Linked DNA regions of Homo sapiens: all the other regions are linked to region 3. Evidence: chromatin contacts called from ENCODE Hi-C or POLR2A ChIA-PET data. All regions are on one chromosome and are shown on one strand. The core of a region is the stretch at or near the end of the contact, and the rest is flanking DNA. Distances in the headings are between cores, read along the strand shown. Region 1 holds the start of NUCB2 (nucleobindin 2). Region 2 holds the start of KCNJ11 (potassium inwardly rectifying channel subfamily J member 11). Region 3 holds the start of SERGEF (secretion regulating guanine nucleotide exchange factor). Region 4 has its middle 27 kb from the start of TMEM86A.

Region 1 (6,261 bases), core at 3,762-6,261, 740 kb after region 3:
ATTTTGGAAAGTTATATGACTTTTATTGACACAACATGGTAAAAAATAAACACACAAACAGGAGATTAAATCCTAACTTCCCCCATTTACTCGCAAGCTACTTGCCTCTGAGTCTTGATTTTCCTACCTAGAAAACTGAGCTCATACCTCTTCACAGGTTTGTTGATGCGAGGAAAATAAGAATGAATACAAAGTAACCAGCACAGTGCATGACAATGGTAATTGCTCAATAAATATTAATGCCCTTCTTGTCTTGAAAAGGAAACATAAAGAAATATGAAAATCTGTTCTGTAAACACCCAAAGTGGTAGAACTTAAAAAGCAAGACCAGGTTGGGCATGGTGGCTCACACCTATAATCCCAGCACTTTGAAAGGCTGAGGCGGGTGGATCACTTGAGCCCAGGAGTTCAAAACAAGCCTGGGCAACATGGTGAAACCCCACCTCTACAAAAAAAAATCAAAAAATTAGCTGGGTGTAGTGGTGTGCACCTGTAGTCCCAGCTACTCAGGAAGCTGAGATGGGAGGGTTGCTTGAGCCCAGGAGGTCGAGCCATGCATACCAATGTACTCCAGCCTGGATGACAGAGAAAGACCCTGTCTAAAAAAAATAAATAAAATAAATAAATAAAAATTAACGACACAAAAAGCAAGCAAGACCAGTTTGACATACAACTTTAAAAGTAATTTTTGTTTTCGTTTTTGTTTTTTGAGACAGGGTCTGACTCTACCACCCAGGCTGGAGTACATTGGCGCTATTTCAGCTCATCAAAACCTCCACCTCCCAGGCTCAAGCCATCCTTCCGCCTCAGCCTCCAGAGTAGCTGGAACTACAGGCACGCACCACCACGCCCAGCTAGTTTTTAATATTTTTGGTAGAGATGGGATTTCACCATGTTGCCCAGGCTGGTCTCAAACCTGTGAGCTCAAGTGATCTGCTCACCTTAGCCTCCCAAAGTCCAAGGATTACAGGCCTGAGCCATCATGCCCGGTCTTACAGTCATTTTTGAAAGGCCACATTAGAGCTCTTCTCTGAACATTGCCAGAACCAAAGTCCTGATGCAATCATAGACCAATGAAAGCAATGCATCCAACATAATCTCTTCCTTCCAACCTTAAATCAGAACTGTAGCAAGAGACTCAGGTTTCCTTCTCTAAGACACTGCCTTGAGCTAGGAAACGTGGATTGCTTCTTCTTACTATCAATGTCACAAATCTAATGATGAAACAGGGTAGGGTGAAGAAAAATAAACGGCTTTTGAGTTTCTCCATGGCACCAGTTTCAAAGGCCACAGATAACCTGGTGCTCACCTCCATTTTCCCTTTGAAAATGAAAGTCAACAGGAAAGTGAGGTTCAAATAAAATATCAAGTGTATGACCAGCTGAGTTGGACTCCAGCTTTTCCCTGATCAAGACATTAGTATAGATCTTAGAGCCTCTGTTGTCTACATCTGTAGAAAAGGACACTCATCAATGAAACTATTATATCTCCTTTTTTTCCAGTCTTAACAACGGATTGGAGTATCCTAGATTATAGGCTTATGAAAAACAGATCTGTATCACTCAATAAACATATTATTAAAATTATAATCTCTTTATTATTTACATATACTGTACTTCAGATAATTAAAATACACTGCCAAAAAAAACTCTGCCAAGGCCAGGTGTAGTGGCTCATGCCTGTAATTCCAGCACTTTGGGAGGCCAAGACAGGCAGATCGCTTGAGCCTAGAAGTTTGAGACCAGCCTGGACAACATGGCGAGGCCTCTTCTCTACAAAAAAATACTTAAAAATTAGCAGGGTGTGGTGGCATGCTCCTTTAGTCCTAGCTACTCAGGAGGCTGAGGTAGGAGGATCACTTGAGCCTGGCAGTTCCAGGCTGCAGTGAGCCATGATCACACCACTGTACTCCAGTCAGCCTGGGCAACAGAGTGAGGCCCTGTCTCAAAAAAAAAAAAAAAAAAAAAAAATGCTCTGCCAAAAATAAAATCAAGTAACTACTATCTGAACTTCTATTAGGCTGCTTTAGGATTTTAGAATCAGAGAATTCTAAGATCAGAAATAATCTTGGAGGTACAGTAGTCCTCCCTAATCTGCGATTTCACTTTCTGCAGTTTCAATTACCTGAGGTAAAACAAGATATTTTGAAAGATCACATTCATATAACTTTCATTTCAGTGTATTACTGTTATTCATTTTATTATTATGTATGTATAGCAAAAAACATAGCGTATATAAGGGTTGGTACTACCTGTAGTTTCAGGCATCCATTGGGACCCTTGGAACATATCCCTCTAGGATAAAGGAGGACTACTGTAATCTAATTCAGCCCTACTTTTATAAAAGGTTATAAATACAGAAGGAAGTTAACTGACTTGGCCAAGTTCGTTTGGCAGAGCCCGTACTGGAATCTGGCCATGAAATTCTAACTAAGTATACTTTTCACCACATCATGGTTGTAAAAAAAATTTTTGATTGGAAATAATGAAAGTGATTGAAGTTTTTCCTTGAATAAATTATTTGAAATTGTTAGTAGCCTGTTTTTTGTTTTGTTTTTGAGACGTAGTTTCACTCTAGTTGCCCAGGCTGGAGTGCAATAGCGCGATCTCGGCTCACTGCAACCTCCGCCTCCAGGTTCAAGCGATTCCCCTGCTCCAGCCTCCTGAGTAGTTGAGATTACAGATGCCCGCCACTACGTCTGGCTAATTTTTGTATTTTTAGTAAAGACGGGGTTTCACCATGTTGGCCAGGCTGGTCTTGAACTCCTGGACTCAAGTGATCCACCCGCCTCAGCCTCCCAAAGTGCTGGGATTACAGGCATTAGCCACCATGCCCGGCCTAAAGGATTATTTTCAATACATTTTTAAATCCTGCACTTGCTTCTGCCAGCTACCCAGTACTCAAAAGGGTATTTTGTAGAACCCAGCCTTCAAAAGGGTCCTTAGAAAGTGGAAAGTAATTTACATATTATTCTAAGTAATGCAAAATTAGTTTAGTATGTGTTCAGAGATTAATAACATATCCCAAAACAAAAAAGACATCTGAATTGATGTTATTGATATTAGTGCCCATAATTAGTTGTGTCTTGAAAAGTACCTTAATTGTCTTAATTGTGCATTTTATCTCAACTGTTATTCACAGAGCGCAAACCAACTTGGCAAAAAGCATGCTGAAAGAATATATACAAAATACGTGATATGAACAATATGTACCTTGGGAGAGCAAAGAAAGGTAAACACAACATAGACAGATTCGACTCTTAGAACATGGGTCGTCCAGGCACGGTGGCTCACACCTGTAATCTCAGCACTTTGGGAGGCCAAGGCAAGTGGATCACCTGAGGTCAGGAGTTCGAGACCAGCCTGGCCAACATGGTGAAACTTCGTCTCTAATAAAAATACAAAAAATTAGCTGGCTGTGGTGGTGGGTCCCTGTAATCCCAGCTACTCGATGGGCTGAGGTAGGAGAATCCCTTGAACCCGGGAGGCGGAGGCTGCAGTGAGCTGAGATCGGGCCATTGCACTCCAGCCTGGGTGACAGAGTGAGACTCCATCTCAAAAAAAAAAAAAAAAAAAAAAAGATGGGTAAAATTTGGATAGAGAAGAGCATGAGTAAACACACGGAGACAGAAATAAATTTTTGCCTCCTTTAAGTTTCTAAAATTGTCTAGTTAAAAAAAAAATTTGACCCCCTACTACAAAGGTAGATGAGATCATGGAAAGCTTGAAGACCACGATGAGAAATAGAAGTTTCCATGTTCATCCTAATTAGGAGAGTGACATTATTTGAGATTTCATTTCTAATTCTAAATTTCCAGAATTTTAATTTTTGACCCTATTAGCTGAAGAAGATTTGTTGAAATATTTGTTCAACATTTGTTGAACTTATTCAAGTTTCAAAAAACAAAAACATTCCTTAAAGCATCTATCTCATCAATTCTTTAACTTTCCCATAGGGAAAGTCCACAATCTCCCTCAAACAAAATTCACTATCAGAAATATTTGCATTTAACCTCCCCTATTTTTAAACCAAGGTAATATCTTTTAGTGTTCATATTCGTCCACGGATTTAACAGAGCCTTAGTAGCAGGCTTAAATGGTAGCACTAGCTTATTCAATTGCATAAAATGTACATTATTCAATTTAGAAGTTTAGCAGACATAGAATTTCAAGAGGTTCTGTCTCTCAAAAATCATAATGGTTCCCGTTCATTCTCATTCCCTCATATTCTCTCTCTCTCTCTCCTTCTTTCCCTCCCTCTCCCAGCCATTTGATACTGTAAAATAACTGTCATCTAAGACCGTTGCAAACACCAACCACAATAACCATATTTGCTCACTGAGTTGCCACTTAGCAGGTGCAACAAGGAAATACTGTTTCTCATCTCCTAAAACCAAAAGGGTTCATCTCGTACCTAATTTGTCACTTAAGTGAAAAGCATATCACGACTTACACTAACTTTCTCCTAAGTGTCAGAGGTTGCTGGCTTAACCAGACCGGAGAAGAGCAGGATCCCCGGGCCTAGCTTTGCTGAGCGGCACAGGGGAGCATCGCCTGGAATTGGTGGGTGTCCCTCCTCACTAGTGGGCACCCCCTTGCCCATCGACCTGCCCAAACCCGAAGGGACCCCGCCAGGGTCTCGGTTTGGCACCTACCCTCTCCTGCTCCCCGCCAAGAGCCAGCCACCCTCCTCGACCCCGAAGAAAGCTCGGGTGCCCAGCTGCGAGTGGAGCAGAGGGAACCCAGCGCCTCCGGCTCGCGCTGGGAGCCCCCTCCCCGCCGGTGCCCCGCCCACAGCACGGCCCCCACCATCCTCTCTGCTCTGGCAAGGCAGGCGAAGACCGGAGCCTTATCTCCGGACTCCCCCACCCCTAATCTCCCGCCGCGCTGCTCCGCACCTACCGCGCGGCCACCGGCCTTACCTGGCCGGGTCTCGGCGAGCGAGGCTGCGCCTGGTGCTTGCGTCCAGCGCACAAACCTGTCCTCCAGCCCCCGGCCCACCGCTCCGCTCTGCCCCTCCTCCCGCCGCGCGCGCCCGCCTCCTGGCTGCCATGGCGACAGTTCCCACACTCTGCGGCCGCTGATTGGTCCGGTTCGCGATTGCTGACGACGCCGATTGGCGGGAGCAGGGACAAGGCCGCGCCGGGGAGCCTGGAGGCGGGCGGTGAGGAGGGCCGAAGCTGTGGAGCCTGGTGGGAGGCTGAGCCAGGAGGGACGTGGCGCTCTGAGATGCGGGCTCAGGAGGCCGCGCCTCTTCCTTCCCTAGCTTACCCGGAGAATCCTGTGGAGCAGGACTCGGGCGGGTGAGGTGCCGTCCTGAGACCCGGGCAGAGCCCCAGGGATCGCCTCTCCCTTGGCCTCTGGCCTGCGCCTGCAGCGCCCACGCAGGTCGGAGAATGGCTGTCAGGCCTATTCTCGCCCACAGGCCTCGCTCGGCTCTGACACCCCCGTCCTCCGCCTTGGCGGGAATCTTAACGGCATTTGTAACCGCACCCACCCCCGTTGTGCTGGGCCCTCGGTCACTGTGGTTTAACTGTATTTACCCACCTTCTCTCTTGCCCATTCGCAGACAGCTCTTTCCTCTGCATCCTGCCCCAGAGAACAGACATCTATTCCAAACCCCTCATTTTAAAGATGGGGAAACTGAGGCTCAAAGATGCACATGGGTAGCTTGAGCCTTCCAGAAGCTTTTGGAGCCACAGGCTGTTTACGAAGTTTCATCCTGCCGATTAGTTTTTTTCACCTGAAAAATTGGTATCATATCTACCTTAGGGTTATTCACGAAGATTGAATGAGATAACATTGCCAGGAAAACAGTACAGACTAGGCATGGTGACTCACCCTGTAATGCCAGCACTTTGGGAGGCCAAGGCAGGAGGATGGCTTGAGCTCAAAAATTTGAGACCAATCTGGACAACAGTGAGATCCTATCTCTACAAGAATATTTTTTACTTTTTTATCTTTAACACAATGATGTTTCAGTCTGAAGAAAATACTTAAAAATTTGCCAGGTGCTGTGTCGCACATCTGTAGTCCCAGCTACTCAGGAGGCGGAGGCAGAGGCGGGAGGATCACTTGAGCTCAGAAGGCCGAGGCTGCAGTGAACCATGATCATTGTGCCACAGAGTGAGACCCTGTCTCAAAAAAACAAACAAACAAAAACACACAGTACAGAATCTGCCACATAGTATGTTAGCAATGAAAGCTTCTGTTATCAGGAAGTACTACCAGCCAGATTGCCTCTGTTGCACAACTGGACTCT
Region 2 (5,353 bases), core at 2,854-5,353, 620 kb after region 3:
AGGCCTCTATTAGTCAGCCAGGCTGCCACAACAACATATCACAGACTGGGTGGCTTTAAAACAGACTTTTTTCTCACAGTTCTGGAGGCTGAAGTCTGGGATCAAGGTGTTGGCAGGTTTGGTTTCTCCTGAGGCCTCTCTCCTTGGCTTGCAGAGGGCTGCCTTCTGGCTGTGTGCTCACATGACCTTTACTCTGTGCACATGCATCCCTGCTTTCTCTCTGTGTCTTAAAAGGACACCAGTCATATTGGATTAGGGCCCCACCCCTATTACCTCATTAAACCTTAATTATCTCCTCACAGGCCCTGTTTCCAAATACAGTTACATTGTAGGATTAGGCTTCAACCTGTGAATTTGGCAGGACACAATTATGTCCATAGCAAGGGTGATAGCATTTCTGCAATGAGCTTATCAGATAAGGTAACAGATCTCCATACAGCTTGGTCTCCTTTCTTCTCACTTTCATTCTTGAATTAAAATCTGGATTAACACTATTTCAATTGCAAATGACAGGAACCCAATTCAAAGTAACCTAAGCAGAAACTGAATTTATTGAATATGTGACTGACAAGGCTAAGAGGTATACTACTTCAAGCATGGCTGGACCCAGGTGTTTGACATCCATCTGGGATGTGTCTTCCTTTCTGGGTTCCATTTTCCTCCCCTTTCATTATGACAGATGGCCACTAGCAGGTCCAGCTTACATCCTGCCCCAAGGCAACCCAAGAGGCAAAACAGATACTCCTTCCCAATAGTTCCAGCAAAAGCTTGGGAGCAAATCTCAATGCACCAACTTGGATCACATTCCCATCCCCACCCCACTGTGATCAGAGGGGTGGCATACACTGGCTGGCTAGGCCTGGATCATGTCTCCATCTCCATCCCTCAAGCAGGGGCATTCAGAAGTGGAAAGGTGGTCCTTCAGAGGGAAAGCACAGTGCATGAGTCACAGGTCAGCCAGGTGGTGTCTGGGAGACGCTGGAGCCCAGACACCAGGGAGACTAAAACAGCAGCTGTCCTGACTTCCTCTGCATCACGAAACAAGAGTGCACACCTGCCCTTGGCCAAGAAATGGCAGGTGCTCATTTACATCTCATTTTATGATCATTTGCATATCATCTGCAGTACTGGCTGCACCAAGCCCTGAGGTGCAGACCTAAGAGTCTTGAACCTGCATCCTCTTGGCTGCAAGGGGATCATAGAGGCACAACATAAGAAAAGCCCACCAGTTATCGGAGGCAGGTCCAGTGCAGACCCCTGTGGATGTTCCAGGAGCCAGAGAAGCTCGGAAAGGAAGAGCTCTGTAAAGCCTGGCAGCCTGCCTGGAAAAGACAAAATTTGAGTTAAATATTGTGGGGGATAGGGATTGGTTAGGCAGAAAGTCAGAGAAAGGGTTGGGGTGGCAGGTAGGGACAGCAGGAGCTAAGGAGTGATGGTGGAAGTGTGTTAAGAGTGTTGGTTGATCAGGGAGGTGGGAGAGAGATTACAGCAGTGGGGAGGGCATCATATCAGAGAGCCCTGAATGCCAGAGCAAGGAGTGTGGGCTATGCCCATGGACAAAAAGGGAGAAGGGTTTTGAGCAAGAAAGCGACTTGACAAGTTCAGTATTTGGTGGAGATGACTATAAGCAAGTGCAGGATGGAGCAAAAGGGGAGGCTGAGCCTTTCAGGTGGGAGACTCAGCCTCTCAGAAGGGTGAGCAGCAGGGAGGGAGGTAAGGCCTCAAGGCTGCACCAGGAGGCAGAACCCAGCCTTTCCAGCTCTGAGATTTCCCCAGGGGCCCAGCAGCTTCCTCCACTGTGAGATCTCCCAAGAGCAGAGCCGGGGAACTGAAAGAGGACTCCACAAGCCTACCACTGCTCCAAAGCCACCCCACCTCAACAGATTGAAGGGAAGTAGCAGGGGCAGGGCTGGGCCCACAGTGAGGTGTTGCAGGGATGCCCAAGGTCATCCTGGCCCAAAATCCCTGTATAACATCCCTCATGGCCCACCGACTTGATTTGGGTACCCCACAGATGTGGCTCATCTCTGGTTATTGTTATTAGAACTGACTCTTGCATATGTGAAACCAAAGCCTGCCTCTGTTCCACTTAGTGTCCTGGTTCTACCCTTTGGGCCACAAAAAACTACTAGTTCATCCTCCTTCAAGGCCAGGTGTTTCTGCAATAGTGCCCAAATCCCTGGGGGACTTTCCTTTTCTGATGGCTGGACAGTTGTAGTTGCCTCAGAGATTTCCCCATGTAACCCTGTCTCCTTGAGCTTCCCACTCTGCTCATCTCATTTTACCCTCCCCTTCCTAGACACTGCATCTTTGTTAATATAGCCCATGATCACACCCATCCTTTGTAGCGGTGTTCGCTCTGCCTGCAGGTGGGTAGGGAGAGAAAGGAAAATCCAATATAAAATGCATATCTTGCCCCCACTGTGGCCCACAGCCACACTGCCTTTTCCAGACCCTGTCTCAAGCCCCCACTCCAACAAAATGGCCGCAGATGGTCAGGGGTTCTTCCATAAGGATCTGAGCCACAGACAGCGGTAAAGCCGTTACTGTTCCAACAACAGAGATCTAGCAGGCTTTCCCTCCCAGCTGAGAACCCGGGTCCATGCCACAGGGCAGCCTCAGGCTGATGCCTGAACAGAAACACCACCATGCCGGGACCAAGAGCCTGGGTCCCCCAGTGCCCGAGGCAGCCCTAACACACTGTTCAGGCCTAAATACCACCCATGACCTAACGTGGAAGAAGTCAGGTGACAGGTGTGAGAAAGTGTAAAGCAAGTGGCCTCGGCTCAAACCTTCTTTAAAGTAGGGCCGGAATGGCTGAGAAGATGGAGCCGCCCAGGCTGCCCCACAGCAGTAGCAGGTGTTAAACTGTGCTCCTTTCCTGCCGAGGCCTTTTTTTTTTTTTTTTTTTTTTTTTTTTTTAATGAGAGGGAGTCTGAGCTTCCATCAGATTGTCAAAGGATTCAAGACTAAGATTAAGAGCATCCCCCAAAGAGAAGCAGCTGCAGGTTGAGAAGTCCTCGGACCGCCTAATTTCCGCCAGCCCTGGGATTGGTGGCGCCGCCTCTCAGCGCCTCCTTTCCCGGGGAACCTGCAAACCTGGCGCGGCCGAGAGGCGGATTACTGACCCAAATACGGATGGGGATATTGGGGGAGGGGAGCCAGGGCGACAGGGCGGCGGCCCCAGACTGGGAGGGCGGGTCACAGATCCCTCCCAGCCCCCCACTTTCGTAGAGCGTGGGCAGGAGGAACCTCTGGGTTCCGCGGATCAGAAAAACTCCAAAGGCCGGGTTGTGAGTCCCGGGAGGGGAGGTGGAGGGCGGGGGCGGGGAGGGGCGCGGGAGGGGCGGGGGCTTGCTCCGGCCCCGCCCCCTGCGCTCCGGTGCAGGTCGGGCTCCCCCTGGCGGTCCCCGGCCCCGTTCCTCTCCTCGTGCGCCCCCCTCCCGCCGTCCTAGACCCCTGCCTAGCCCAGGTCGGTCTCCGCGGACCCACGGACGGACAGACAGACGGGAGGACGGCCAGCCGCGAGCGCCCGGGCGGCGGGAGGGGGCGGGGAGGCGACGGCCGTGGCGTGAGGAGCAGGAGCAGGTGCAGCGGCGGCGGCGGGCGGGGCCGGGACCCGGCGCGGAGCGGGAGCCGCGGCGCGGGCGGGCGGCAGGGACCGGGAGGCCGCGACTCGGAGTCAGCCCCGCCGGGTCGCGCGCAGGTCCGGGGAGCCGCGGTTGAGCCGGGTGGGGTGGTGACTCCAGAGAACGCAGGATCCCAAGGAGACAGAGAGGACGAGAGCTGGAGGGGGATCCGGAAAGCGGCGGGGGCGCTCCGGGAGGGGTGGAGTAGGACATAGGGGGCGCACCTGGAGGAGAGACGGGGCGGGGGTGGCCAGGACCTGAGCTGGAGCCTGGGAGCCCGAAGGCCAGACAGGTGAGGCGGGAGACCCGGAGGTGGGGGTGAGGTCCGGTTAGTGGGAGAGATCCGGAGGTGTTAAGTTCTGAGCTGGGCTGGGAAGGCAGGCTGGGCGGGGAGAAGGGCTCTTAGCGGGAGGCCCAGGGGTGGTCAGCTGGTGGGGGAAGCTGGGGGAGGACGCAGGGCCAGGTGGAGAGCCGGCAGGGTTGGGGGCTCCCTAGGCGCCAGGCAGGTGGGCTCAAGGGTGAGGCTGTTTTTTTTGTTTTGTTTTTTGTTTTTGAGACGGAGTCTCGCTCTGTCGCCCAGGCTGGAGTGCAGTGGCGTGATCTTGGCTCACTGCAACCTCCGCCTCTCGGGTTCAAGCGATTCTCCTGCCTCAGCTTCCTGAGTAGCTGGGATTACAGGTGCGCACCACCATGCCCGGCTAACTTTTGTATTTTTAGTAGAGATGGGGTTTCACCATGTTGGTCAGGCTGGTCTCGAACTCCTGACCTAGTGATCTGCCCTCCTCAGCCTCCCAACGTACTGGGATTACAGGCGTGAGCCACCGCGCCCGGCCTGAGGCTGGTATTAAGAAGTGAAGTGGGACCCAGGTGGAGGTAAGGAAGAGTCTGGTGGGGAGTTATCTCAGAAGTGAGGCCAGCACAGGCTGAGTGCAGCCCCAGGGTGAGAAGGTGCCCACCGAGAGGACTCTGCAGTGAGGCCCTAGGCCACGTCCGAGGGGTGCCTCCGATGGGGGAAGCCCCTCCCTGGGGGTCACCGGAGCCATGCTGTCCCGCAAGGGCATCATCCCCGAGGAATACGTGCTGACACGCCTGGCAGAGGACCCTGCCAAGCCCAGGTACCGTGCCCGCCAGCGGAGGGCCCGCTTTGTGTCCAAGAAAGGCAACTGCAACGTGGCCCACAAGAACATCCGGGAGCAGGGCCGCTTCCTGCAGGACGTGTTCACCACGCTGGTGGACCTCAAGTGGCCACACACATTGCTCATCTTCACCATGTCCTTCCTGTGCAGCTGGCTGCTCTTCGCCATGGCCTGGTGGCTCATCGCCTTCGCCCACGGTGACCTGGCCCCCAGCGAGGGCACTGCTGAGCCCTGTGTCACCAGCATCCACTCCTTCTCGTCTGCCTTCCTTTTCTCCATTGAGGTCCAAGTGACTATTGGCTTTGGGGGGCGCATGGTGACTGAGGAGTGCCCACTGGCCATCCTGATCCTCATCGTGCAGAACATCGTGGGGCTCATGATCAACGCCATCATGCTTGGCTGCATCTTCATGAAGACTGCCCAAGCCCACCGCAGGGCTGAGACCCTCATCTTCAGCAAGCATGCGGTGATCGCCCTGCGCCACGGCCGCCTCTGCTTCATGCTACGTGTGGGTGACCTCCGCAAGAGCATGATCATCAGCGCCACCATCCACATGCAGGTGGTACGCAAGACCACCAGCCCCGAGGG
Region 3 (6,410 bases), core at 2,037-4,536:
CTTCTTAGTTGTTGATTTCAGCCCAGTTTCTTAGCCTCCAAGACATTGCTTAGTAATTAGCAAGTGCTTCAAGCAGAAAAGTAGTGCCAAATATAATCTCTCAGCTTCCAGATCTTGGCCCTTCAAGTTCTTCCTGCTTTGATAGCTCTCCAATAACTTGAAATATATTTTAAAAATATTTTGTCAAATTTTCTAGTTGTTTTTTTATGAGAGAATAGGTATGCAGCTAGCTAATCTTCCTTTATCAAAAGTAGAAAACTGACCTTGAAGTAAATAACTACTTTGAGCCTCAGTTTTCTCATCTATAAAACAATGATCCTGGCCAGGCAAGGTGGCTCACACCTGTAGCCCTAGCTACTTGGGAGGCTGAGGCAGGAGGATCACTTGAGCCCAGGAGGTAGAGGCTGCAGTGAGCCATTATCATGCCACCTGCACTCCAGCCTGGGCAACAGAGGGAGACCCTGCCTCAAAAAAACAAAATAAGATAAAATAATAATCCTAACAGCACTTATCATACTAGTATTATTGGGATGATCACAAAAAATAATCCAACGGGAAAAAATTTCCTAACCTTCATGGTACAGAGATGCAATCTGTATGTTCTCAAATACTTTATACTTTCCTCTTTTGGGGAGATAAGCCATCTGAAAGTGAAGCCATTAGATGGTTTAAATCTAGTCCCATTCAAGAACTGCAATTCAGCCAGGCTGCTCATGGGAAGAACTAGGCAGTGGCGAGTACATAGTTGAAATAGTTGCAACATCTCAACACTTCCAATAAATTGTATTAAGGGATATGACATGATAATATAACTGTAGGTTAGTTAAAATATTGATGCTTGTACATTCAAGGGGTGGAGTCAGAAAACAACTATATTCTCCCAGACCTTCTCTCTATTAAAACTGGCTCTGTAGGTAGTTCTTCCTTGCCCTTCTGGATGAAATCTCAGGTTGCTGCCTGACTTTCTGCTTGCTCACAGGTAATAAAAAGTCCTTAGCTCCTAATTTCCATTTCTCTCTCTCTCTCTCTCTCTCTCTCTCTCTCTCTCTCTCTCTCTCACACACACACACACACACACACACTCTCTCTCTCTCTCTCTCTTTCTCATTTCAATATTTAAAAAGGCTAGTCCTGTGGAAAAACTTTGATAAAACAAACTTTAAGGTTGAAGCTTTTTTCCTCCTCCAGAACTGAGAAAGGAGTGGGTGTGCTTAGTTTCTTAATTTCCTTGTCTCTTGTTACTCAGTGGATGCCTGGGACTCCTCCAGGGTTGGGGAGATGTAGAGGGGAGGAGAGGTAAGGAGGAGAAAAGTTCTTTTTGGTCTGATACTGTTGTGAATTGTCATCAGTGCTTTCTGTACTTTGTAAATATTACATGCTGACATTTTCTTGTGGGCATTTTGGAAGACCTTCCCACCTTCTTATTTCTTGGGATTTCTTGATGTAGGTAAATGTATCTCTCTGGGCTGTTAAATTCATTTCCCTCACCCTCAAGGAATCTAGTGATCGACTGTCCTGTGGGTGTCACTTCACCCTTCCAGAAATTCTCTTGGACAAGGTCTAAGACCATCCCCCAGCCAGTTTGCTCAGGTATGGGAAATACTCACATGGGAAATGGACAGTTTTTATTTTGAAAAACTGTGGGTGTGAAAGACCTCCCCAAAGCATCAGTTTGTCTTTGCTCAGCTATTAGAGCAGATATCCAGCCACAAGCCCTTGTATTTCTCAGAACGGATTGGACAGAAGCCTGTCTGGGTCCTAAATCTAGAGGGATGCATACCAAGCTCTCTCAGGGACCCAGGTAAAGTAACTTTCCTTAGACCTGAGATGGGTTGAGACCCACACCACATTGATAATTGTGGCCACATATCCTACTAGAATTCTCTCTGGCCTCTCAACCTTTTTCGTAGACTGAAAGTCATACACTGGTTTCTAGACAGTTGCTTTGCAAGACCTGCTTTGGTGGTCTTGAACCTTACTTTATGATATAGGAGTAACTGGCACTTGTTGCTCAGCCAAAACTGAGCGGTGAAGGATCCCATTTTTACATCCTGTTACACATGCTTCAAAGAAATGGTCAGCACAAAAAAGCCCACTCATAAGACAGTCAGTAAGCATGGTATAGCTCCTGCACATTCAGATCCCTAGAGAATGAAGAGCTGTTTTATCTCTCCAAAGTTTGCTTTTTTCTTGGTATGGTCATCGACGTTCTCCAGATGCCACAGGTTGGAGAGATAAAGGTGAGGGGCTGCCCTCAAGTGGTCTTACAGGCAGAAACTCCTAAAAGTGGATGGAGTGAAAGAACAGGAAAGGACAGTGTAAGAGCTCATTGGAGACACTTCCCAGAAGCCCAGGGGTGAAGGGCAGTGAGTGCTGGAGGCCCGTGTCAGCAGAGGGGCCAAGTGCTACCGAATGTGAATGTGGATGATCATCTTTAATGTGACCCTATGTGTTCTGTATTCCCGGTACGCGGTGCCATATTTTCCTTCAGATAAATTGAACTTAATTAACTCCCATCAGCAACACGACGCTGTCTGAGAAAAGCCATTTTATATGGAAATGTTCGTTGGGTGACGATTATCCAGTATTATTAATAGAATGAGCTCAGGGCCGTGCCCGGAGCGCCGAGGCTGCCCCGGCAGGAGTCGACGCTAACCAGCCTCCCCCATTCAGCGTCGCGAGGCGCGGGTTCCCGCTCCGTGCCAGGTGCAGAGGGCGACACCGGCGACGTGCCACTCCACTCGCCTCCCAAGGCGCCCCCTCAGATGTTTGCGAACGCACACCAAAGCGGGCTCAAGACAATTGCGCCTGAGACGCCGGGCAGGACCCTGCCCTACCCCTCAGGCTCCATTTCCTGTTCCCGCAAATGGTGATGCCATCGCTGCCCTGTCAGCCCCTCTGGGCTGTCGTGGGCCTCCAAGGAGACAAAAACGCGAAGGAGCTTTGTGAACTGTGGCGCGCAGTGCACCTGCATGAAACATGAAATTATGACTAAAAATAAAGAGTACGAGGGGGTAGGAGCGAGAGGCTGAGAGGCCCAGCGAGACAGGAGGCTGCGGGCGGAGACGCTGCGAGCGCCGCCGGGGCGGGCTGACTGGGAGGCGGCTCCGGGGCTGTCGTCCGGCCCCGCCCACCACTGATCCCCAGTGGCCCGAGGGCCCGGCCGCACCCTCTCTCCCGGCCTGCGGGCCGCTTCCCACCACAGACCCCGCCCCGCGCCCTACCCATCACGCGTCCCCGGTCCGGCTCCGGCGCTCACCTACCCCCGGCAGGCGCCGCCCCCGTGCCGTCCCTCCCGGAAGCGCCGGCGGAGCGTCCTCGCATGGAGCGCGAGCCCAGCGCCTCGGAGGCCGCCCCCGCGGCGGCCGCGCTCTTCGCCTGGGTACGTGACTCCGCCCCCGGGCCGGTGCAGGCCCTGAGGGGCGCCGAGATGTGGGAGCTGCTGGCCGCGGCGTGGGCAGTTCAGGGGCTGGGCGGCTGAGGTCCGAGCCGGGCTCTGGGTTGAAGGATCCTGGGCTGGGAGCGGAGGGGGAGCGGAGGAGGAGCGGGCGGGCGGGGAAGGAAGGGTCTTCGCGGTCGACTTAGGGGCCTGCCGGCTGGCGGGGTCAGGGCCGGAGGGGCTGTGGCGCCGCGGGAAGAACCTGCCTCGGGGCAGAGCGTCTGGTTCCGCGAGAGCCCTCCAGCCCGAATAGCGCCTGGAAGACAGCGCGGAGGGCTCGGTGGAGAGGATCGCCCGGTCCCAGAGCTCCGTGGGGCCACCTGTGCCCCCCACACTCCTGATGCCTGGAGGAGGGAGACCCTGTCCCAGCCTGGCGAAAGCATCCTTTAGATGTGAGGCCTGCGGTGTTTGGCCGCGCACAAGGCACAGACCCTGCCTATTTGCTGACACTCTGCTGTGACCGGTTCTTGCATGTGTTGGGGGAGTTGGGCTGCTGTTGGTTTGACGGGAGCATTGGGAGAGACAGGGTCATCTTGATGTGTGTCTGGGAGAGAGGAGGGTTCATGCACAGGAGCGTGGCAGGTGGCCGACCAGCATGCACGGGAACAAGCAGTCGCTGCGTCTTGTGCTTCTTCATAGCACGTATCACAATTGTAATGATGTGTATAATTTATTATTAACGTCAGTCTCTCTGGCTGGAAAGTAAGTGTGGTAAGAGTGGGTGCTGTGCCTGTCTTGTTCACGGTGCCTCTCTTGGTGTCTGGCACATTGTAGGTCCCCAGTAAATACTCGTTGACGAATGAATGAACGAGCATCTGTGTGCCTACCCATGTGCTGGTGTTGGGGAAATACACATGAGTGAAATACACGAGTGAAGGACTTCCAGCTCTTGTGTTGGGGGAGAGCAAAATTATAACCTGTATTGCTGTTAAAATCAGTATTAGTTGTCCAATTTTTAAAGAAGTAATGATCAGTACAAGGCGGCAATTGTTGAATGTGGGGCTGCAATTTGGCAGGAGGGAGAGCATGGCGTGACCTGCGGTAGTCTGGCTGGCTGGGCGTCTTTGAGGTGGCCCGGGAGCTGGGGGTGGAGTTGGGGATTGAATGTGTGCTGTCTCTGGCTTTTTCCAGGCAGGAGACTGGCGTCTGTGTGGACAGAGGAAACAGAAATATTGTTTCAGTACAGACAAAGCCGAATATTAAAGGTTGTAAAATATGTTTAATAGGTTGTTGACACCCTTCTGCTGTGTTTGGAGGACTGGTAGTGTGTTTTTCCTGCTGTATAATCTGAAACTGTGGGGGTGTGTTGGTCGGCTAGGGCTACCATAACAAAATACCACACAACAGAGGCTTAAACAACAGAAATTTATTTTCTCACAGTTCCAGAGGCTAGAAGGCCAAGATCAAGGTGTGAGTAGGTTTGGTTTCTCCCGAGGCCTCTCTCTGGCTTGCAGATGGCCGCCTTCTCACTGTGTCCTCACATGGCTTTTTTCACTGTGTCCTCACATGGCCTTTTCTGTGTGCGTGAGCATCCGTGGTGTCTCTTCTTTTAAGGACACCAGTCATATTGGATTAGGGCCCCACCCTTATGACCTCATTTAACCTTAATTGCCCCTTTAAAGGCCTTCTTTCCAAATACAGTAAGGTACTAAAGGTTAGGGCTTCAACACGTGAATTTTGGGGGAATAAAGTTCGGTTCACAGGAAGGGGATTTACCTTGTTAGGGGTGTGTGTGTGTGTGTGTGTGTGTGTGTGTATGTGTGCATGTGCACGTGTGATATGTCTGGAGTGTTTGTGAGGAAGAAAGGCAAACAACAGTTGTAATAGGTTGTGTTAAATTTCCCTTCGTCTTGCTTTATCCTGGATTTAGGGCCTCTCACAGTGTTACAAAAATTGGTACCGTAATTTGAACCTCAGAGTGCCCATGTGTCATGTTACTTTTCTCCCAGGTGTTCAGCAGCCTTGCACCCCTGGTAATGGGACAGCCACGGAGATCTCAGGGCTGACCAAGAAATCCTGTGCATATATGCTCTATATTCCCCTTCATGCTGAGCAAGTCTTTCATAGGGTCTTACATTCATTCGCCATATAAATATATGTACATCTTCTTTGGGCCAGCACAGTTTCAGATGCAGGGGAAACAGCAGTGAGCAAAGCAGAGTTCCTGCCCTCCTGGAGTTTAGTTTCTGGCAGGGGTGGTGTACAGTAAACAAGTAGTCATATATAATGTAACATCAAGAAGTGGCATGAAGAAAAATAAAGCAGAAAATGAGTGATATGGGGATGCTCTTTTAGATAAAGTCATACAGTTAACCACCTGTCAGGTAAGCTCTGGGCTGCTTCACTGTATGTCCTTTTTTTATTTTTTCTAAGAGACACAGTAAGGTATAGTAAAAGGTGCAGGGCATCAGACTTTTTGCCTACCCAGATATAACTATGGAAAGTTACTTAACCTCTCTGAGCCTTAGTTTCTTCCTCTGTGAAATGGGAGTAATAATGTCCTTCTTAGTTGTTGTGAGGATTAAAGGTGAATGCACAGTATGGAGAGAAGCACTCAGTAATTGGTAGCTAATATTGCCCCCTGTGGGCTTCTGGGACTTATGCCCCTGCTATGGCTTACTCTTCCATCTTTGAGTCCTTGCAGCCCAGGATGGCTGTGAAATAGACTACAAGGGGAAGGATTATGTATGTATGTATGTAAGTATGTATATATGTATTTGTTGTAATTATTTTACATCACCTTTCCTCATTCAGGTGTCTTCAAAAACAAACATATTTAAAAGATTTTACTTCTCATCTCCAGGAAGAACCAGCTAGGAGTAGGTACTTGAATAAATTATAAAGATTTCTGAAATCTTAGTAAGATTCTCTCTGCAGGTCCACAATCCCTTGTCTTCAATTCTGAATACAAAAAGCTCTGAAAACCCAAAACTTACTGGACATAAGGCCATTTATAGTCTTTGGCCACTTC
Region 4 (5,844 bases), core at 1,069-3,568, 660 kb before region 3:
ATGGTGTCACGCGCTTGTAATCCCAGCTGAGGCAGGAGAATCGCTTGAACCCAGGAGGCGGAGGTTGCAGTGAGCCGAGATCAAGCCACTGCACTCCAGCCTGGGCCACAGAGCAAGACTCCATCTCAAAAAAAAAAAAAAAAAATAGTGCTTGCATGTGACCAGAGGGGAAGAGTCAGCTCTTTTGATGGTCACATTGTCCTTGCTGCCTTAGGCTGAGGTTGCAGTTAATTAAATTCCAAAATATTTTCTTCCATCCTGTACTTCACAGTTTTCTGGATCTAAATTCAGGACTTGATATTTTTCCTATCGTGTTTCATCTGCTATCTTCCTGACCAGGGAGAGATTTGTGGATCCAGATGATTCTGGCAATAAATTCCACAGGTCCTGTCAATCCCCTCTGCTAGGGACTGAATTGTGATCCCCCAAAATTTATATGTGGAAGCCTTAATGCCCAATGTGCTGGTATTTGGAGATGGGGCCTACGGGAGGAGGTTAGGATTAGATGAGGTTATGAGTGTGGGGTGCTCATGTTGGATTAGTGCCCTTATAATAAGAGACACCAGAAAGCTTCTTTTGATTTCTCACTCCCCTGACCCCAAACCATGTGAGGAAGAAAGCCCTCACCAGAATTCAACTATGCTGACACCGCGATCTTGGACTTCCAGCCTCCAGAACAGTGAGAAAATAATGTCTGTTTTTTAAGCCATCCAGTGTATAATACAGTTGACCCTTGAGCAACGCAAGGGTGAGGGGAACCAACCCACCATATAGTCAAAAATCCACATATAATTCTTGACTCCCCCAAAACATAACTACTAGCCTACTGTTGGCCAGAAGCCCTACCGATAACATAAACAGTAAGTTAACACATCTTCTGTATGTTATATGTATTATATACTTTATTCTTACAAAGTAAGCTAGAATAAAGAAAATGTTATTAAGAAAATCATAAGGAAGGTAAAATATATATACTATTCATTAAGTGGAAGAGGGTCACCATAAAGGCCTTCATTCTCATCATTCTCACAGTGAGTAGGCTGAGGAGGTAGGGGAAGAGGAGCAGTTGGTGTTGTTGTCTCAAGGATGACAAAGCTAAAGGAGGTGAAAGGGGAAACAAGAGAGGCAGGCACACTTGGTGAAACTTTATGAAAATACGTTGTAATTTGTCTTTTTTGCTTTTTCATTTCTCTAAATTTTTTGTCTATACAATACCAATCCTTCTCCAACCATATGCTTTAGTTTCAGTCTCTGTATCACAGAAAGGTCCATGTCGTAAAAGAAGTCAAAAGCGGCCGGGCGCAGTGGCTCACGCCTGTAATCCCAGCACTTTGGGAGGCTGAGGCAGGTGGATCACCTGAGGTCTGGAGTTTGAGACCAGCCTGGCCAACACGGTGAAACCTCGTCTCTGTTAAAAATACAAACATTAGCCGGGCACGGAGGCTCACGCCTGTAATCCCAGCACTTTGGGAGGCCGAGGCAGGTGGATCACTTGAGGTCAAGAGATTGAGACCATCCTGGCCAACATGGTGAAACCCCATCTCTACCAAAAATACAAAAATGAGCTGGGCATGGTGGCGCATGTCTATTGTCCCAGCTTAGGAGGCTGAGACAGGAGAATGGCTTGAACCCGGGAGGCGGAGGTTGCAGTGAGCCGAGATCGCACCACTGTACTCCAGCCTAGCAACAGAGCGAGACTCCGTCTCAAAAAAAAAAAAAAAAAAATTAGCCAGGCGAGGTGGTACACACCTATAATCCCAGCTACTCTGGAGGCTCAGGCATGAGAATTGCTTGAACCCAGGAGGCGGAGGTTGCAGTGAGCAGAAATTTCGCCACTGCACTGCAGCCCAGGTGACAGAGTGAGACTCTGTCTCAAAAACAAAAACAAAAAAAATAAAAGAAAAAACAGCAGAACAAGAAGAAATTACTTTTTTTTTTTTGAGACAGCGTTTCACTCTTGTCGCCCTGGCTGGAGTGCAGTGGCGTGATCTTGGCTCACTACAACCTCCACCTCCCGGGTTCAAGCAAATCTCCTGCCTCAGCCTCCCAAGTAGCTGGAAATTCAGGCGCCTTCCATCATGCCCAGCTAATTTTTTGTATTTTCAGTAGAGATGGGGTTTCGCCATGTTGGCCAGGCTGGTCTCAAACTCCTGACCTCAGGTGATCCACCCACCTCAGCCCCCCAAAGTGCTGGGATTACAGGCGTGAGCCACCTCGCTCGCCCTAAGAAATCACTTTTTACTGTGATGTATAATTTCCTGGAGAGATTAACTACTCACTTGCTCACTCAGAGATCAGCGTCACACACTGTTTTAAGTGGGTACTCACCATGCTTGAGCTCACCACAACAGCAACAGGAAGTGGCTAGGAAATTATTATAGTAGTATAATATATCCTACTGTTATTGCATACAATTATGATTTAATACTGCATCTTTACATTTACATACGTTTGTCTTGACTTCAAATGGCGCCATGTGCTGTCTATGTGTGTATATGTTTTTATGAACTTTAACTTTTTATAATAGATTTGTGTGTATTTTATGGTAGTAAGTGATAAAATAGACTAATATCTACATGTATTTTATGTATTCATGACATACCTAACTTTTTCTTATTTTTTATATTTATTTCCAGGCTACATGGTTCATCTGTATTTTTATTTTATTTTTATTTTTTTATTTTTATTTTTGAGATGGAGTCTCACTCTGTCACCCAGTCTGGAGTGCAGTGGCGCAATCTTGGCTCACTGCAACCTCTGCCTCCTGGGTTCAAGCAATTCTTCTGCCTCAGCCTCCTAAGTAGCTGAGACTATAGGCATGCGCCACCACACCTGGATAATTTTTGTATTTTTAGTAGAGATGGGGTTTCACCATGTTGGCCAAGCTGGTCTCAAACTCCTAATGCCAGGTGATCCACCCGCCTCGGCCTCCCAAAGTGCTGGCATTACAGGCATGAGCCACCATGCCTGGCTGATCTGTATGTTTAAATAGTCGCAAATCTCAAAAAAATTTTTCAGTGTATTTATGGGGGAAAAATCCCATATATAAGTGGACCTGCACAGTTTAAACTCATGTTGTTCAAGGGTCAACTATATTTTGTTATCGCAGCCAGAGCCTGAGCCAAGTAAGACACCTTCTTTATTCCATTATCTCATAACTCCATTATCCTCAATTCTCACTTTCTTGTCATATAGTAGCATCACCAGGTTACATGGTGACTCACCTTCCAGTGCCCTTGCATTTGCTCCACAAGCTGCCTTAGGTTCCACCTGGCCTCCAACCCCCACACCTCCTACAGATTTGAGCATGCCCTCCTCGGGGCCCTCCAGCCCCCTTTAATCAAGATATGAAAGACAGACAGACACTAATATTTAATAAAACAGTTAAAACTGTAGGCTCTGAGGCCAGAATGTCACAGTTCTATCCTCTGCTAATTCCCTGACTTTAGGCAAGTAATTCAGCCTACCTGTGCTTCAGTTTCCTTATCTGGAAAACAAGGTCATTACATGAGTTAGTCTACCCATAGTACTTGGAACAGTGTCTAGCACATTACAAACATTCAGTAATTGTTACCATAATTAATACCCTGTCTCGGGCACAATGCTAAGTGCTTCATATGTAGTATCTTATGTAATTTTGATGTCAACCCTGTGAAACAGAATTGTCATCTCCTATTACATATAAGCAACATCCCTGGTCACTGTATCATTTTATCTTATTTTATTGTTTTTGTTTGTTTTTTGTTTTGAGACAGGGTCTCACTCTGTTGCCCAGGCAGGAATGCAGTGACACCATCACGGCTCACTGCAGCTTCCACCTCTCGGGCTGAGGTGATACCTCCTGCCTCAGCCTCCCAAGTAGCTGGGACCACAGGTGCACACCACCACACCAGCTAATTTTTTGTTTATAGTAGAGACAAGGTCTCACTATGTTTCCCAGGCTGGTCTCAAACTCCTGGGCTCAAGAGATCCTCCTGCCTTGGTTGGGGTTACAGGCGTGAGCCACCATACCCAACCATCTTATCTTATTGTCTTTTTAGTATCTACTACCATTTCCATATTACACCATTTATTAGTTTTCTTGTTTATTGTGTCTCCCCAACAACCCTGCATGCCTGAAAGTTCTAAGAGATAAAGAGACTTTGTCTTGTTCACCACAAAATTGCAGTGCCTAGTAGTAAATTCTCAATAAATATTTTTGAATACATGTATCATCAAATGAATGAAAAGGAGAGGTGAGGCCAGATGTGATGGCTCACGCCTGTTACCCCAGAACTTTGGGAGGCCGAGGTGGGTGGATCACCTGAGGTTAGGAGTTTGAGACCAGCCTGGACAACATGGCAAAACCCCGTCTCTACAAAAAATACAAAAAATTAGCCGGGCGTGGTGGCAGGCGCCTGTAGTCCCAGCTACTTGGGAGGCTGAGGCAGGAGAATGGCGTGAACCCGGGAGGCGGAGCTTGCAGTGAGCGGAGATTGCGCCACTGCACCCAGCCTGGGCGACAGAGCGAGACTCCATATCAAAATAAAATAAAATAAAATAAAATGAGAGGTGAACTTGCTAGGACAAGGTCACACAGCAAGTAAGTGACAGAACCAGATTTGACATCAGGTCTAGATGGTTCTAAAAATCAATATTTACTTCTGCTTCCCAGAGCAGCCACAGCTGGGGGGAAAAAGCTGTAGAGGGCAGGGAGAGGGAGTGGACAACATTCAGCTCCCTAAGCCAGCGCTTCCCCTCTCTCCTCCCATTGGTCAAGTGACATCACAGCTGGCGGAGTCGACATTGATATCCAAGGTGCTTTATGGACTAGCAACCCAGCTCCAGGTTGCACTTACAACCTCTTATGTCTCCACATCTAAGGGAGAGTAAATCTGTCTGATAAATCCCTGGGAGTTACGTCATTGATTAAAGGCTATGTGCATCTCTTCTTTTGATATTAATCCAAAGAGGATGCACCAGTCTCTACTCACATAGTATTTTCTCACACTTTCACAACAGAGTACTAGTAATCTTTTTTGATATTTTAATTTTTGCCAGTCTGAGAGATGCAGCTGGAGACTGCAATATTCTAAACCTCCCCAAATTGCTCCCGGGGATAACATCTTAGGTTACAGTAAAACCTAAGATCAGTGCTTGAGATAGTTTGCAGATCCTGTACTCGATGGATCAGCTGACACCACCCAGATCAATAAACTGGCTCATCTGGTCTTGTGGCCCCCACCCAGGAACTGACTCAGCGCAAGAGGACAGCTTCAGCTCCCTATGATTTCATCTCCAACCTGACCAATTAGCATTCCCCACTTCCTGAGACTCTACCCACCAAATTAACCTTAAAAACTCCAGTCCCTGAATTTCTGTGACCAGTCTCTGCTCTACATAGTATTTTCTCACACTTCCACAACACAGTATTAGTAATCTTTTTCATATTTAAATTTTTGCCAATCTGAGAGATGGAAAAGAACTCATTTTAGGTTGACTAATTCAATTATGAGTAGGACTATGCATTTTTTTCTTTTTCTTTTTTTTCTTTGTTTCTTTTTTTCTGAGGCAGAGTTTCACTTTTGTCCTCCAGGCTGGAGAGCAATGGCACGATCTTGGCCCACTGAAACCTCCGCGTCCCGGGTTCAAGTGATTCCCCTGCCTCAGGCTCTTGAGTAGCTGGGATTACATGTGCCCACCACCACGCCCAGCTAATTTTTTGTATTTTTAGTAGAGATGGGGTTTCACCGTGTTGGCCACGCTGGTCTCGAACTCCTGACCTCAGGTGATCCGCCTGCCGGAGCCTCCCAACGTGCTGGGATTACAGGCGTGAGCCACTGCGCCCAGCCCGTCTTTTCTTGT

The links. Hi-C counts contacts between places; a loop is a spot of excess contacts on that map. ChIA-PET counts read pairs that join two places held with the same protein, here RNA polymerase II (POLR2A). Pooled maps may share reads with other maps.
Region 1: a map of CD8-positive, alpha-beta T cell shows a loop between it and region 3 (5-fold over the local background). The contact joins the promoter of NUCB2 here to the promoter of SERGEF in region 3. A Hi-C loop is called at or near these places in 3 of 168 maps with a recorded cell type or tissue (CD8-positive, alpha-beta T cell and naive thymus-derived CD4-positive, alpha-beta T cell), 2 of 37 single-sample maps with no recorded cell type and 15 of 50 pooled maps. POLR2A ChIA-PET finds 5 or more read pairs at or near these places in 3 of 52 experiments (HepG2, T-cell and naive thymus-derived CD4-positive, alpha-beta T cell).
Region 2: a loop to region 3 is called in a map of B cell, with 6 times the contacts of the local background. The contact joins the promoter of KCNJ11 here to the promoter of SERGEF in region 3. A Hi-C loop is called at or near these places in 1 of 168 maps with a recorded cell type or tissue (B cell) and 7 of 50 pooled maps. POLR2A ChIA-PET finds 5 or more read pairs at or near these places in 3 of 52 experiments (T-cell, activated T-cell and activated naive CD4-positive, alpha-beta T cell).
Region 4: a pooled map shows a loop between it and region 3 (8-fold over the local background). The contact joins the enhancer-like site here to the promoter of SERGEF in region 3. A Hi-C loop is called at or near these places in 5 of 50 pooled maps. POLR2A ChIA-PET finds 5 or more read pairs at or near these places in 2 of 52 experiments (AG04450 and T-cell).

Annotation. Positions count from the first base shown.
Region 1 is chr11:17,275,489-17,281,749 of GRCh38, reverse strand. NUCB2 (nucleobindin 2) reads right to left here and starts at 5,011. Exons shown (of 14, transcript NM_005013.4): 1 at 4,922-5,011. RefSeq lists a silencer at 4,748-5,177 and an enhancer at 5,368-5,457.
Region 2 is chr11:17,387,409-17,392,761 of GRCh38, reverse strand. It overlaps KCNJ11 (potassium inwardly rectifying channel subfamily J member 11), which reads left to right and starts at 4,103. Exons shown (of 1, transcript NM_000525.4): 1 at 4,103-5,353. The coding sequence starts at 4,671. It also overlaps a transcript of ABCC8 not described here. RefSeq lists silencers at 3,023-3,122, 3,203-3,712 and an enhancer at 4,921-5,353.
Region 3 is chr11:18,009,923-18,016,332 of GRCh38, reverse strand. SERGEF (secretion regulating guanine nucleotide exchange factor) reads left to right here and starts at 3,286. Exons shown (of 11, transcript NM_012139.4): 1 at 3,286-3,382. The coding sequence starts at 3,323. RefSeq lists enhancers at 2,569-2,618, 3,977-4,493, 4,494-5,011 and silencers at 2,999-3,618, 5,970-6,029.
Region 4 is chr11:18,668,850-18,674,693 of GRCh38, reverse strand. No RefSeq gene overlaps it. Among named protein-coding and RNA genes, the nearest start is that of TMEM86A, 27 kb to the left of the region's middle. RefSeq lists an enhancer at 5,737-5,844. Within about 2 kb of position 2,318, at least 2 of the 41 ENCODE cell types and tissues checked have a DNase peak (open chromatin) inside an H3K27ac peak, as active enhancers do.